Regions from separate parts of the Homo sapiens genome. Here region 1 is linked to region 2. The links are chromatin contacts, found by Hi-C or POLR2A ChIA-PET in ENCODE. All regions are on one chromosome and are shown on one strand. The core of a region is the stretch at or near the end of the contact, and the rest is flanking DNA. Distances in the headings are between cores, read along the strand shown.

The links. A loop is a pair of places that touch in the nucleus more often than their neighbours do. ChIA-PET counts read pairs that join two places held with the same protein, here RNA polymerase II (POLR2A). Pooled maps may share reads with other maps.
Region 1: a map of K562 shows a loop between it and region 2 (6-fold over the local background). The contact joins two enhancer-like sites. A Hi-C loop is called at or near these places in 6 of 168 maps with a recorded cell type or tissue (K562, OCI-LY7, gastrocnemius medialis and 2 more) and 7 of 50 pooled maps. POLR2A ChIA-PET finds 5 or more read pairs at or near these places in 3 of 52 experiments (CD4-positive, alpha-beta T cell, PC-9 and activated CD4-positive, alpha-beta T cell).

Annotation. Positions count from the first base shown.
Region 1 is chr6:150,181,094-150,187,887 of GRCh38, forward strand. All of the region lies in intron 1 of PPP1R14C (protein phosphatase 1 regulatory inhibitor subunit 14C), which reads left to right. Among named protein-coding and RNA genes, the nearest start is that of PPP1R14C, 41 kb to the left of the region's middle. Within about 2 kb of position 4,863, at least 5 of the 41 ENCODE cell types and tissues checked have a DNase peak (open chromatin) inside an H3K27ac peak, as active enhancers do.
Region 2 is chr6:150,330,279-150,338,015 of GRCh38, forward strand. No RefSeq gene overlaps it. Among named protein-coding and RNA genes, the nearest start is that of IYD, 35 kb to the right of the region's middle. RefSeq lists a silencer at 4,895-5,189. Within about 2 kb of position 6,178, at least 3 of the 41 ENCODE cell types and tissues checked have a DNase peak (open chromatin) inside an H3K27ac peak, as active enhancers do.

The sequences.
Region 1 (6,794 bases), core at 3,613-6,112, 150 kb before region 2:
GGAAGTGTGGTATTTATCCCCGCTTTAGTCTGTCTATCCATAGTGGCTGGGAGCTTCAGGTTAGGCTGGCATTCTATGAGGTGTTCTTGGTAAGGATTAGCTGGCCTGGAGTCTCACTATGTCACCAGGCTGGAGTGCAGTGGCGCGATCTCATCTCACTGCAACCTCCACCTCTCGGGTTTAAGACTCTCTTGCCTCAGCCTCCCGAGTAGCTGGAATTACAGGCACACACCACCACACCCAGCTAATCTTTCTGTAGAGGTTATTATTATTCAAGGGTGTTTTTCAGGAAGCTGGTGGACAGTGGTGGGCATTTCTGCTCTGGGATTCAGGTTGTCCTTAGAGGAGAAATTCTAATGATCTGGTAGAACATTAAAAAAAGTTCTCGAATATTTAATTATTAGCTATCAATGTTCTTTTCTGCTGCCCTGTCTCTTCGCTTACTTTATTTCTTGTTCCCCAAGTAATCCACTTCTCAAATTGGCTCCTTGCACATAATGTTTTTTTAAAAAAATTTTTTGCTGATATCTTAATTAGGGAAAATGTCAGCTCTGCGCTTAGCCTTCTTGTTTCTAAACATAGTAAGATGCCTTTGTCCTTCCCCTTAATTGTACTTGCTGCAGAGCTAAGCTGTTAGGTTTGCTTTGAGTGTGTGTGAGCCATCTTTTTGACAAACATAGCATACTTTTTGTGTATATGTGTTAAGATCTTTCATTAAATGTGACTTGATTTATTTATGATTTTGATCTACGACAGGTTTTCTTTTTCATTGCTTCTCAAATTTGCCTTGAAATAGAATTACTTACTGCAGTAAATGATTTGCAGTATGTTTATCCCCTTCTTCTTCGTCCGTAGCAGCTGCTAGTTGAAGTGGGAAATAGGATTCAGTGGTGGAATAAGAATTAGTTTTTTTTGGATATGCCAAATTTCAAATTGACTATATAGCTAACTAACTTGTGTGTAAAGGATATTTAAAAGCCATAAAACTTAATCTTGTCATTTGACTAAATTCAGCCATTTTCATGAAATTGGTATGCATTTATAATTTTCATGTTATGGTCAGCAGAACAGCTTTAGTCTGTGTAGTGGTCATGGGCATGCACTCTGTATCCAGACCTGCCGGCTTTGAATCTGGCCTCCCTATTTCCAAGCTGTGTACCGTGAGACAAATTATTCAACCTCTCTGTTTTAATTGCCTCAGGCTGCTATAACAAAATACCATAGCCTGGGTAGCTTGAACAATATAGATGTGTTTCTCACAGTTCTGGAGGCTGGGAAGTCCAAGGTTAGGATGCCAGTAGATTGGGTATTTGGTGAGGGCCTACTTTCTGGTTTGCAGATGGCTGTCATCTTGCTGTATCCTCACATGGAAAGATAGAGATCATCCATTCATGAGGCCTCCACTCTCATGACCTAATAACCTCCCAAAGGTCTCACGTCCTAATGTCATCACTATGGGGGTTAGGGCTTCACTATGTGAATTTTGGGGGACACAAACACTCAGTCCATAGTAGCACTCTCTATTTGCTTAACTATAAAATGGGGATAATAAAGACATGGACCTACCTTATAACGTTATTGTGAAGATTAAATGAGATAATACATGTGAGGTGCACAGTATAGTGGCTGTTACCAAGTAGGTACAATAGCCAGCCATGCTTTGCTTAGTGATGGGGATATGTTCTGAGAAATGCATCCTTAGGTGACTTTGTTGATGTGTGAACATCATAGAGTGAACTACACACGCCTAGATGGTACAGCCTACGACACACCTAGGTTCTATGGCACAGCCTATTACTCCTAGGCTACAAACCTGTGCATGTGACCATCCTGAATACTGTAGGCAGTTGTAACACAATAGAAGCAATTGTATATCTAAACACATCTACACACAGAAAAAGTGCAGTAAAAATATGGTATTTTAATCTTATGGGACCACTGCTGTATATGTGGTCCACTGTTGGTGGAAATATTATTATGCTGGAAATCCATAAATATCCACTTGGCACAAATAGTACAAATATTCTGTTGTTTTTTTAATTCTATCTTTCATGATTGCTATGGCAAATTAGACTTTTCATATTTGAAGGGGATTTTTTTTTTTTTAGTGAGTTATCTCGGACTGTTAGCAAGCAATTCTGGCTGATGTTAGTCATAAAGTTTACTTGAATTTTCTTTAGTACAATCATCCCTGAAATTATAAAGAGGAAATGAGTTGGTCAAAACGGGTATGTAAATTCAACTTTATTGCTCCACCTGTACAAAAAGGAAGTAGAATAAAAAATAAACATATTTTGTGTTAGGACTTCAGGGAAATTCAGTGTTCAGAAAAATGCTTCCAAATGTCGTAGTACAGAGAAAGTTATTATGAACCTGGTTAACATCTGACTGCGGGTTCTACCAAGTCACCAAACTGGGACATTTCTTTTTTTTTTTGAGACGCAGTCTCACTCTGTCACCCAGGCTGGAGTGCAAAGGTGCGATCTCGGCTCACTGCAACCTCCACTGTCCGAGTTTAAGCGATTCTCCTGCCTCAGCCTCCCAAGTAGCTGGGATTACAGGCGCCTGCCACTGCACCTGGCTAGTTTTTTGTATTTTTAGTAGAGATGGGGTTTCACCACCTTGGCCAGGCTGGTCTTGAACTCCTGACCTCGTGATCCACCCAGCCTCCCAAAATGCTGGGATTACAGGCGTGAGCCACCGTGCCCGGCCCAAACTGGGACATTTCTTAAGATGAGCAAGTGAAACAAAAGTTTCAGTGGTTTATATAGAATCTCATGTTGATGTATATTTATAAGCATGTTTATTTTAAACATCTGAGAGAAACAGCAGAGACTTGCTATGGTGTAACGCTTACTTTCCGACAGTTCACATATTTCCCAAGTTTTAAGGAGTTCCTATTGATGGTAGGTGAGTGATTCTTTTGGTTTTTGAAGAAGGATTAGTTGTGACAACCCCGTGAGCTAATCAGGCAAGTTGAATGTTATTTTATTCTCTGTCATAGATTCAGAAGTTAATATGTGGGTTCCTTAGCAACTAATTTGCAGGTGTAGTCACACATCCAAGTGCGCGTGGAGAACGAGTATCCCAGGTAGGATGTGATGAGAGCATAGGAGGGACTCAGCCTGTGACCAATCATGTCTTTGTGCTTTTAAGGCACAAATGGAGCATGGAGGGGCCGTCTCCATCATACCACCTCCTCTTGCTCCTAGGCGAGCCTAACTTCCTTTGGAAGGGGATATCCAGCCACCTCCTGGTAGATAGTATCTGGCACGACAGTCATATGCTGCACAGGTGTGTGGACTAGGAGCAATAGGCCATACCCTACAGCCTAGGCATGGAGTAGGTTGTACCATCTAGATTGTGTAAGTTCACTCTGTGATGTTTGCACAATGACAGAATCACCTATGGATGCATTTCTCAGAACATATCCCTTTTGTCCCCTCCCCCACCCCATCCTCTTCATGGCCACATGTTGTGTTTTGTCGTTACTATACCTATATCTTGGAGACAGCACTTTTTAAGCATATTTTGGACTTCTCTCTGCCAAAAATGCGGACAAGTGGCCTCTCTTTTGCCCTCAGTGGGTCCTTACTCCCAGTCTGTCTAGTTTCTCCCCTTGATTGAAAGCCTCCTTGAGAGCAGCCACCGCATGATTTTGTTTACTGTTGTGTCCTGGAGTGTAAGACACAGTGCCTTACACAGGGCTGGTGCCCAGAAAGATTTGTGAATGAGTTGGTGAATGAATGAAATTATCTATTTGAACAAACCAAAGCTGGACACACATGGGTAGCCGTATAGCCTGGCTGAGATATGCTTGATCATGAAGTTATGGCTTTATTCATCTGTTGGCAGTGGGATTGACTAATTCTCCCTTCACTCCCTCATGCCCATGGTTGGGCAGCCAGGACCTTCTCACCTAAACATACCATCTGTTGTTGGCTCCTGGCTATCACATTTAGTTACAGGTCTTTCCCCCTTTTAATTTCCGGCTGTTATTAACTATCCTCTATTTCTGATGTAGTAGCATTCTCACTTCCTGCTTTTCAGTTTGACTGGGTTGCAACGGGTCCATTATTTACTCAACTTCTTTCTTTATCGATTTCCTCATCTATAACATGTCAACAATGGTATTGCCTCTCTTACAGGGTAGTTGTGAGGATGAAGGGGTTAAATGCAGGTGAAACCCTTAGAGAAGTGCCTAGCAGTAGTCAGCCTGACACCGACCATGTCTCATGAAAGTCACACAGACCTGCAAGGCTCCTGCAATCTGCCCTTTACTCTTTGCCCTTCCCAGCTACCTCATCGATTTCCTGACTGCTCGTCTTGCCATGGGGACCATCCTTGCATTAACCACAGGAATTTCCAGCAACAGTCCACTACCATATTCCTAGCACTGAGCATAGAGTCTGACAGATGATGTGTGTGATTGGAAGATGCTGTGTTTCTGCCTACCCTTGGCTGCTGGGTGCAGGGCTCAGGGCTCCACAGAGTGAAGGCTACCTCTGCATAATAGCTCTGCGGCCTCCCTGTCTGTATTAGGAAGCTGATGATCATTTATTATTCCAGCAAGCAGTGACAAATCAGCTCTGTGTGTCGGTGAGGATAGGCGAGGCTATGTTACACTCAGGAGTGACCCAAACTTTCAGTGGCTTAAACCGAGCAAGTCATATTCTCACTCGTGCTGTGTAGCTTATATTGGCTGATGTAGGGGTTCTACCCTCACCATCACTCAGGGACCTAGGCTGCTGAGGCTCTGTGTAGACACATGTGGCCATGACTAGCAAGGCAGGCAAGGGTCAGGCGTGGCACCTATCGGCTCCTAAAGCCTCTACCAGGAAGTGCACACATCACTTCACATCAGAGTTCACTGGGCAAAGCAAGTCCCTTAGTCACACCCAACTTCAGAGGGGCAGCAAAGCCCAGCCCTACCCTGTCGCTGGAAGGAGGCCACCAGAATATTCGTGCCTGGTCTTTGATGCTCCCGTGACCAAGGATGGGTTTGCGATAAATGGAGTGGGGCCCCACTGTTCTCAGGGCTTCTAAAAAGGAATGCCCCTTGCCACATCTCCACCCTCAGTTCCGATAATTAATTGTTTTATTTAATCAGGGAGAAAAGACATTAATTCCAGGAAGCTTAGCAAACAGGCGGTTCCTCTAGGTATGGTCTTCAAAAGCCCTCAGGAGCAATTTTCCCATCCACTTTGAAGGATATAATTCCACTGTTGGTCTGAAGAGCAAATGCCCTGCGTAATTTAGAGCTGGGCCTCAGAGGGGAGTGTGTTACCGGACAGTCCCCTCAGCAAACTCAGTTATTCCACTGGGCTTTTGCTGAGCCCTGCTGTGTGTTTGGACTTTATGTGACCTTCAATACTGACTGATCCATAGGCTTGTCATTGCATAGGTGAGCTCCACATCCTGTCAACTTGATTTTGACAATCTGAAGCTGGAAAAGCTTTGGGGAGCAGCGCCTCTGCACACTGTGTCAGGACCTGGGCTTCCGGGGCTCCAGAGTGGTTGATAAACATCATGGCGGCTCAGAGAGGGAGAAGCCAACCAACAGTGTTTGCTAGAGGCCAAGGTGGGGTCAGGGCCTGAGGCGGGGGATGACCTGAAGCTGGGGACGGCCTGGACCAGTAGGTGGCTGACTCAAAGACTGAGCACTGAGAGCCTGGGGAAGAAAGGGGGAGAAAGTTCAGGAAATGGATACCAGCTGGGGGTGGCTGCTAAGAATGAGGCAAAGCTGGAGAAGTTGCTGGGGTCCAACCAGGAGGACCTTGTGGGCCAAGCCAGGGAGTCAGAATTTTCAGCTGAGTGAGGAGCCATGGAAGCAGTGGTGTGGGGTGGTCAGGTTTGACTTTTCTTTTAAGTTATGCTTGACTTAGTCTTTTTTTTTTTTGAGACGGAGTTTCACTCTTGTCGCCCAGGCTGGAGTGCAATGGTGCAATCTTGGCTCACTGCAACCTTCGCCTCCTGGGTTCAAGAGATTCTCCTGCGTCAGCCTCCTGGGTAGCTGGGATTATAGGCACCTGCCACCATGCCCAGCAAATTTTTGTATTTTTAGTAGAGACAAGATTTCATTCACCATGTTGGCCAGGCTGGTCTTGAACTCCTGACCTCAGGTGATCTGCCCACCTTGGCCTTTCTCTTTCTCTGTGTGTGTGTGTGTGTGTGTGTGTGTGTGTGTGTGTGTGTGTGTTTGCATGCTTTTAACTTCAACTTTTAAGTTCGGGGTATAAGTGAAGTTTTGTTATATATGTAAATTTTTGTTATGGGAGTTTGTTGTACAGATTATTTTGTCACCCAGGTATTAAGATGAGCACCCATTAGTTACTTTTTCCTGATCCTCTCCCTCCTCCCACCCTCTACCCTTAAGGCCCTAGTGTGTGTTGTTCTCCTCTGTGTGTCCATGTGTTCTCATCTTTTAGCTTCTACTTTTGGGAATGTGTGGTATTTGGTTTTCTGTTCCTGCATTAGTTTGCTAAGGTTAATGGCCTCCAACTCCATCCATGTTTCTGCAGAGGACATGATCTCTTTCTTTTTATGGCTGCGTAGTATTCTATGGTGTATATGTACCAACTTTTCTTTATCTAGTCTATCATTGATGGGCATTTAAGTTGATTCCATGTCTTTGCTAATGTGAATAGTGCTGCAGTGAACATACATGTGCACTGTCTTTATGATAGAACGATTTATATTTTTTGACTACAGGATCTTGACAAGATTTACATTCCTTGACCACAGTTAAATGGTACTTGACTTAGTCATTGTTTTTTATTTTTTACATGCTTTAC
Region 2 (7,737 bases), core at 4,928-7,427:
CAAGTGTCTTCACATTTTTTTTTTTCTTGCCCATTAAGAGAGGTCTATCTACACACCTCTTTCCCAGATGTCTTGGTTACCAATTTTCCAGTCATGTACCTTCCAATTCCCTGACCATCCAGCCAAACCATTGGCTACAGCCCATGAATCAGTATATAATCACGTGTCTGGCTATTTCTCCTTCCAACCAAAGTGCACAACCATATGCTCTGTCCAGACTTCTGCCCATGGGGAAGATTTCCCTCACTATTGTCCTTCAGCAATGTTCCAGAAAGGGGCTGCTGTCATGCTGCCATTACTGCCCACTTTCAAGTGGTGCCTGCGTATTGTGCAAAACCACCTGTAAACCAGGTCCAAGTCTCTTCCCTGTGATGGACTTACTTGTGTCTGTAGGGGCTGCTCAGGCCCTGGTATGTATATACCCCTTCCATTTGATGATGGAGTGCTGCTGTGCATGCCTAACTTTATGGCTTGTTAGGTCCAATGTCAGCCAGTTCATGATGGAGAGCCCAGATTGCATGGGAACTTGGTGGCTCACGGTCAAGTGTTCAGTTTTTACTAAGGCCCAGTAGCAGGCCAAGAGCTGTTTCTCAAAACGAGGGTAGTTATCCATGGATGGCAGGGCCTTGCTCCAAAATCCTAAAGGCTTCCATAAGATTGATTTACAGGGCCCTGCCAAAGACTCCAAACAGCATCCCTGTGTGCCATCGACACCTCAAGCATCATTTTATCTGCTGGATCATATGGCACAAGTGGCAGAGCAGGTTGCATGGCAGCCTGGACCTGTTGCAGGGCCTTCTCCTGTTCTGGACCCCACTCAAAACCAGCAGCCTTTAGGGTCACTTGTTAATGGGTTGGAGTAACACACCCAAATGTGGAATATGTTGGCTCTCAAATCCAAATTTGCCTACCAGGCATTGTGCCTTTTTCTTGGTTGTAGGAGGGGCCAGATACAACAACTTATCTTTCACCTTAGAGGGGATATGTCCCACACCACTGCACCCCTAGCAATTTCATTAAGAAAGAAGGCCCCCGGATTTTAGTCAGATTTATTTCCTACGCTCTGACATGCAAATGTCTTACCAGTAAGTCTAGAGTAGTTGCTACTTCTCACTCACTAGGTTCAATCAGCATAATGTCATCATGTAATGGACCAGTGTGATATCCTGTTGAAGGGAAAGGTAATCAGGATTCCTGTGAACTAAATGATAAAATAGGGCTGGAGAGTTGATATGTCCTGAAGTAGGAGAGTAAAGGTGCATTGCTGGCCTTGCCAGCTGAAAGCAAACTGATACTGGTGGGCCTTATGGACAGGGATGGAAGAAAGGGCATTTGCCAAATCAGTAGCTGCATACCATGTACCAGGGATATGTTAATTTGCTCAAGCCATAAAACCACATCTGGTACAGCAGCTGCAATTGAAGCCACCATTGGTTCTTATGTTATCCTACTGTTATTCTAGAAGCTCCATCTGTCTTCTACACGGGCCAATTAGAGCAGTTAAATGGGGACATGGTGGGAATCACTACCTTTGCATCTTTCAAGTCATTGATGGTGGCAATAATCTCTGCTTTTCCTCCAGGACTGTAGTATTGCTTTTGGTTTACCATTTTCCTAGGTAAGGACAGTTCTAACGGCTTCCATTTGCCTTTATTACCATAAAAGCCCTCATTCTGGCCAGGCTCAGTGGCTCATGCCTGTAATCCCAACATTTTGGGAGGCTGAGGCAGGTGGATCACCTGAGGTCAGGAGTTCAAGGTTTAAGATCAGCCTGGCCAACATGGTGAAACCCCATCTCTACTAAAAATAAAAAACTTAGCTGGACATGGTGGGGGGTGCCTGTAATCCCAGCTATTTGGGAGGCTGAGGCAGGAGAATCACTTGAACTCTTGAGGTGGAGGTTGCAGTGAGCCGAAATCACGCTACTGCACTCCAGCCTGGGCATCTCAAAAAAAAAAAAAGCCCTCATTCCACAGGTCAGGGAACCAATGTGGTGATTCTGCCAGCTGCTGCCTGGTCCAGTGATGTATCTAGAAATGGGGAAATAAACACAGGGTAAGTTCAAAGAACCACTGGCCCCACTATGAGATGGACCTAATCTAAGACTCCACTGATGCCCTGACTTCCGTAAGCCCATACTCTGAGTGGGGAAACCACAGTGACATTTTGGGTGTATACCAGGGTCCTTCCTTGAGGGGACCCTGCCTTCCTTTCATTCAAGAGGTTCTGGGTTTACAGAAACTGGCTGAAATCTGGGAATTGACTGAGAGGCTATGATTCTCTTTATAATTAAAGTTAGACTTTTGTTCACTTGACCTGAAACTTTTCTGCCTATACAAATCAAGTCAGAATTTAGTAGGCATCCTATCTATTTTAATTCTAGGAGCACCACAACTAGCCAGTGCCAATAGTGTGCTAGTGTGCACGAGTCAATAGTGTGCGTGAGTCAATAGTGTGCCAGTTGACAGTGTGCAAGTTGATAGCGTGCACGAGTTGATAGCGTGCGCCAGTAGATAGTGTGCGGGAGTTGATAGTGTGTGCCAGTTGATAGTGTGCATGAGTCGATAGTGTGCATGAGGTGAATGTGTAACAGTTGATAGTGTGTGTGAGTCGATAGTGTGCCAGTTGATAGCATGCACTAGTCAATTGTGTGCACGAGTTGATAGTGTGTGTGAGTCAATAGTGTGTAAGAGTTGATCGTGTGTACAAGTTGATAGTGTGTGTGAGTTGATAGTGTGCGCGAGTTGATAGTGCGTGAGTTGATAGTGTGTATGAGTTGATAGTTTGTGCCAGGTGATAGTGGGTGAGTTGATAGTGTGCACGAGTTGATAGTGTGCACGTGATAGTGTGTGCACGAGTTGACAGTGTGTGAGTTGATAGTGTGTCAGTTGATAGCATGTGAGTTGATAGTGTGTGCATGAGTTGCTAGTGCACGAGTTGATTGAGTTGATAGTATGCAAGTTGATAGTGTGCACGAGTTGGTATTGTGTGCAAGTTGATAGTGTGCACGAGTTGATAGTTGCAGGTTGATAGTGTGTGCACGAGTTAACAGTGTGCAAGTTGATAGTGTGTGCATGAGTTGCTAGTGCGCGAGTTGATTGAGTTGATAGTGTGCAAGTTGATAGTGTGCACAATTTGATATTGTGCGCGAGTTGATAGTGTGCACGAGTTGATAATGCGTGCGAGTTGATAGTGTGTGCGAATTGATAGGGTGCATGAGTCAGGCTACTCTGATTACTGGCTTTGCCTGCACTGCCTGTTGCGGTGGCCACGCCCACCTTGCCTTTGGTGATTGAGTGTTGCCATTTGGCTTCTGCCATCCTGAGATCCAATTACTCTCATTGCCTTGAGATCTTCAAATTGTGTGACTGGGGTCCCACTGTAAGTTCTGATCTACAGAGAAGACCAGTCCCAGCACTCTTCAGGGACACTCCAAGGACTGTCATCACCGGTTTATTTTTTAAAGCATTTGCCACAGGTATGTCTTCTGGCTCCTCCCAGTGGAGGTGAGCAGGTCTTTAATGGCAAATCCACTCTGACATTCCAATCTTCCTAAACCCTGGAATCCCATCCCCTACCTTAAATCAAGGGAGATGGGACATTTTCAGTTTGCTCATGGCGGGCCATTTTTTGACCCACATTTCAGTCAATCAACCCAGCAAACTGTTAGAGCCCTTTCCCTCTCCCTGTGTGCAACACTGCACGCAGAATCTCTGTTTGGTGGGCCCACACCAATACAGTTGGCCGGATCCAACTTGATGTTCCTTCTACCATTATCCCATACCCTTGATATCCCTCCCTGCACACTCTCCCTGGGTTTCTGTCTGTATAAATTGGAAACATAAAGTAGTTTTTTGCAGTGTAGTGCGCTCCTCACAAGCCACACGTCGACCCTCACCTTTAGGAACCTGCTGGAACTTGAGTCTGGTCATAGGTCTAGAAGCAAACAGGGGTGAGGGGGGCGGGTTCTGAGGAGAATCAGCATTGCCTTGCATGGCAACTGCCTCAGGGGAGGCCATTCACATTTCCTCTGGCCATGCAAGGTGAAACCCCTCGTAGGGATGTAGAAAGGCTGGTATCACTGCTGGGTAGGAAGGCCACATCTCCCGGGTTGGGGACAGCGCTTCTGCTGGGGCTTGCAAAGGCCACTTTTGCTGATGGTTGCGAGGTCTCTTTCACTGGCAGAAAAGACTCATCAGAATTTAGGGTCTCAGTGTCCCCAGCTTCATCAGGGTCTTCCCACACATCTCTGATCCAACGGACAGGATTCTATTCTGTCTTAATCAATGCCCTCACTTTACCAGTCATAGTAACGCAGCCAGTCTCAGTCTATGGCCTTCTTGTATTTATTATGGTGATTTTTTTTCTGTGTGTCTGGTTGTAGGGGGATTTTCACATTGAAAGCCAAAGGGGCACAGCACAGTCTCTGTCCTTGAGCTGCACCCACTTAACCAAAGTCCTGCCAGGCAGGCCTCTACTCCAGGTCTTCTGACTGCCACGTTCATATTGTTTTCACTCTTCACGGTAGCCAGGGATCCCACAGCCAAGGCCTGGGGGAGCACCTGACTAGTCGGTCGGGAAAGACACAGCCCCAAAGAGAAAAACCCAGGAGAGAAATTAGAGGGGAAAGGTGTGATCATGTCAGGATTTGATGGCTACACTGTGGTTCCTCTTGGTGACCAAGACCTCAATTCCACGAGCATTTGCCAAACACCTTTTAGGGCAGGTAGGTTCCATTCCTATACTGCCATCAATCCATAGGAACACAAGGATGAGAAGAGATAGTCCTGCCTCAGGGGTTTCCTATCTGTCAGGGAAGGTAGGTGCACAAATAGCCATACTTCTACGGTTCATGTTAATCTTCCTTTATGCAAATCTTCAGAATACAGTGTGGTTGTTTAGATAGAATCTAATAGGACCATGTAGGATCTATTGTCTAATAGGTAATTGTGTCATGGAAAAATAAAATGTATTAATTCAACATTTCATGGAAACTTTGCAGCAGCTTCAATTGGTCCTGTTTGTACCTCTCACCCCACCTTGTGGCCATTTATCTGAGTTGCAAGGTCAGTTCTTGGGTGAATCCTCTTGGAAAATGAATTTGCAGATCTAAATGTATCTTGAAATGTTACCAAACGTCTCAGAGAATGACAGCCTAACTGTTGAATGGGACATCTTTTGTACTTTGGAGCCCTGGAAACTTCTCAGTACATTTTGTCTGGCTGTTTTTTGAAACTGAAAAATATTACCTTTTCGCTTAGGTGGTTTTCATGAGTTGATTTCTAAAGAGGAAAGGATCTTTTAAGTGTTTTTTCCAGCCATGTTTTGTTAGACCAAGACAACCAGAGAGACAGAGAGAGAAAGAAAGAGAGGAAGAGAGAGAAGAAAGGTGAGGAGAGGAGAGGGGAAGAAAGAGAAAAATTAATAAAATACAAACAGTAAAACAACAACAACAACAAAAGCAAAACCAACTATTTTTGAAAGCACTAAATCTTAAATAGCACAAAAGTAAGATATTTTGTTCCAAATATATGAAGGCATTATATATGGCTATCCCATCTATCAAGTGCTGTATAGTTTTATGATCAAGACGTATTTATTAAGTAGCCTTTTTTTCCTACTAGGCATGGTGCAAAGTGAGTTAAGCAGATTAATTCCAAAGGCTTAAAGTAGCAACACCATTATTAAAAGTTACTATTATTCCAGAAGGAAAAATAAAATAGGAAAAATTAGCAGTTTGTTATTAGGTGTAAATAGTGATAACAAGAACTCAAATACTTGTTGGTGTCAAGAGATCGGGAATGGGAACCTTCAGTCTTCAGCCATGATCTTCATCAATTGGTTTTCCCATTATATGAGATTACATTTTGACATTTTCCACTCCAAAGCAACTTTAAGTCCTGTCTTCCAACCAATTGCTGCTCCTAACTCTCTCCTATAGAAATTGTGGAGCCACCATCTCTAAACATCCTGCCTAACAGGACTTCTAGAAGTTCGCCAAAGGTCTCCTCAACCCCAGTTCAGTGATATAATTTTGGTTTCTGAAGAGTGTTGACATTTATGGATCGTCTGGTTGGAGAACTAAAGAAATTTCTGGCAAGTGGATACCACATTGACAAGGTGCTCATCAGCTGGGTGAGTGAGCCAGTTAATTACTCTAGTGTGACTCACAAGCCTGCCAGTCATTAAACAAAGCAGGCTGTTCATTGTGTTTAACTGCGAGATCTGCCAGACTCAACTCAAAAGGTGGTTTCCTTTAGCTGCAAACTGCGTGCAATTCAGATCTCTCATTCCCATGACCATAAGACTGCAGGCTAATGTGAGGTCAAAAAGTATTCAAAATATCTGGCGGAAATGCCTGGTTCATATTTAAAACAAAGGTTTAGTAAAAAGAAAAGATGAAAATGATTTGAAAGGGACTAATTACAATAACCACAAATGAACCAAATAACAAGTCAAAAATTTAGCAAGAAGTCCCTGAATAGCTACTTCCCTGAGTGGCTAAGATGGCAGGTTTAAAGAGATGTAATGTGGAAGATTATTTTAATGCCCAGGAGAAAACATATATTTCATTCATAGATAATAGATATAAAATCTAAATCAGATGGGCTCACAGAGAGAAGAACAGAGAGGTAAGGAAAAAGGAGGCAGTGGAGCACATTCGTTCACTCATTCATTCATTCATTCATTCAGCATTTATTTATCGAGTGCCTAAATCTATTCATTCATTCAGCTCAGCATTCATTTGAGTGCAGGTACTCACCTAGGCAAGAATGATACCAAAGCCAGAGAGTCTGTGTTTATGGAGCTTCAGCCTAGATGGAGGCAAGAACATGAATAGTGTCAGCTGGGACCATGGCTACTAGGAGAGGTAGCTGTGCCGTATAATATTTTTAAAAGGAACAAATAGGCACAGAAAGGCTCCTGAGAAAGTGACACTTGGGTTGAAAGGGGTTAATTCCTAGACAAGAGGAGAAGAGTCCTGCAGGTAGTGGGAACAGCATGAGGAAAGGCCCTGTGGCACGAGGAGCCCGGTGAGTACAAGGGCCTGTGAAAGAGCAGTGTGGCTGCGGCGCAGGCTGTGAGCTGGTAGGACCTGGAAGATGCAGGGCTCTGAGGGCCGTGTCGGGAGTGAATCGGTAACATGCTCTGTTCCCCTGCTCCTCTCAGAAAGTAAGTAGATCTCCTGCTTAGAGGAATGTGACAAGGCAGAAAAGAACTGCAAGGCTCCTCTGGCTTTGGTTTTCATAAAAAAAAGTGTTAGTGGGTGCCTAGTGTAGTGGCTCACGCCTGTAATCCCAGCACTTTGGGAGGCCGAGGTGGGCAGATGCCTTTGAGTCCAGGAGTTTGAGACCAGCCTGGCCAAAATGGTGAAACCCTGTCCGCCAAAAAATACAAAAATAAGCCAGGCATTGTGGCTCATGCTTGTAGTTCCGGCTACTACGGAGGCTCAGGTGGGAGGATCACTTGAGCCCAGGAGCTGGAGGTTGCAGTGAGCCGAGATCACACCACTGCACTCCAGCCTGGGTGAGAGAGCGAGACCCTGTCTCAAAAATAAAAATAAAAATAAAATAAAATAAAATAAAATAAAATGTGTTAGGGGAATGCAAGGGACTCCCAATTCAGGAAAAATGTTTAGAAGGTCTCCTTCCATTAAACTTGAAAGAGTTCCCTGGGGGCTGAGGAAGGAAGAGGAAGGTGAGGAAAGGGGTGGATGTGGGTGCAGAGGATCCCACT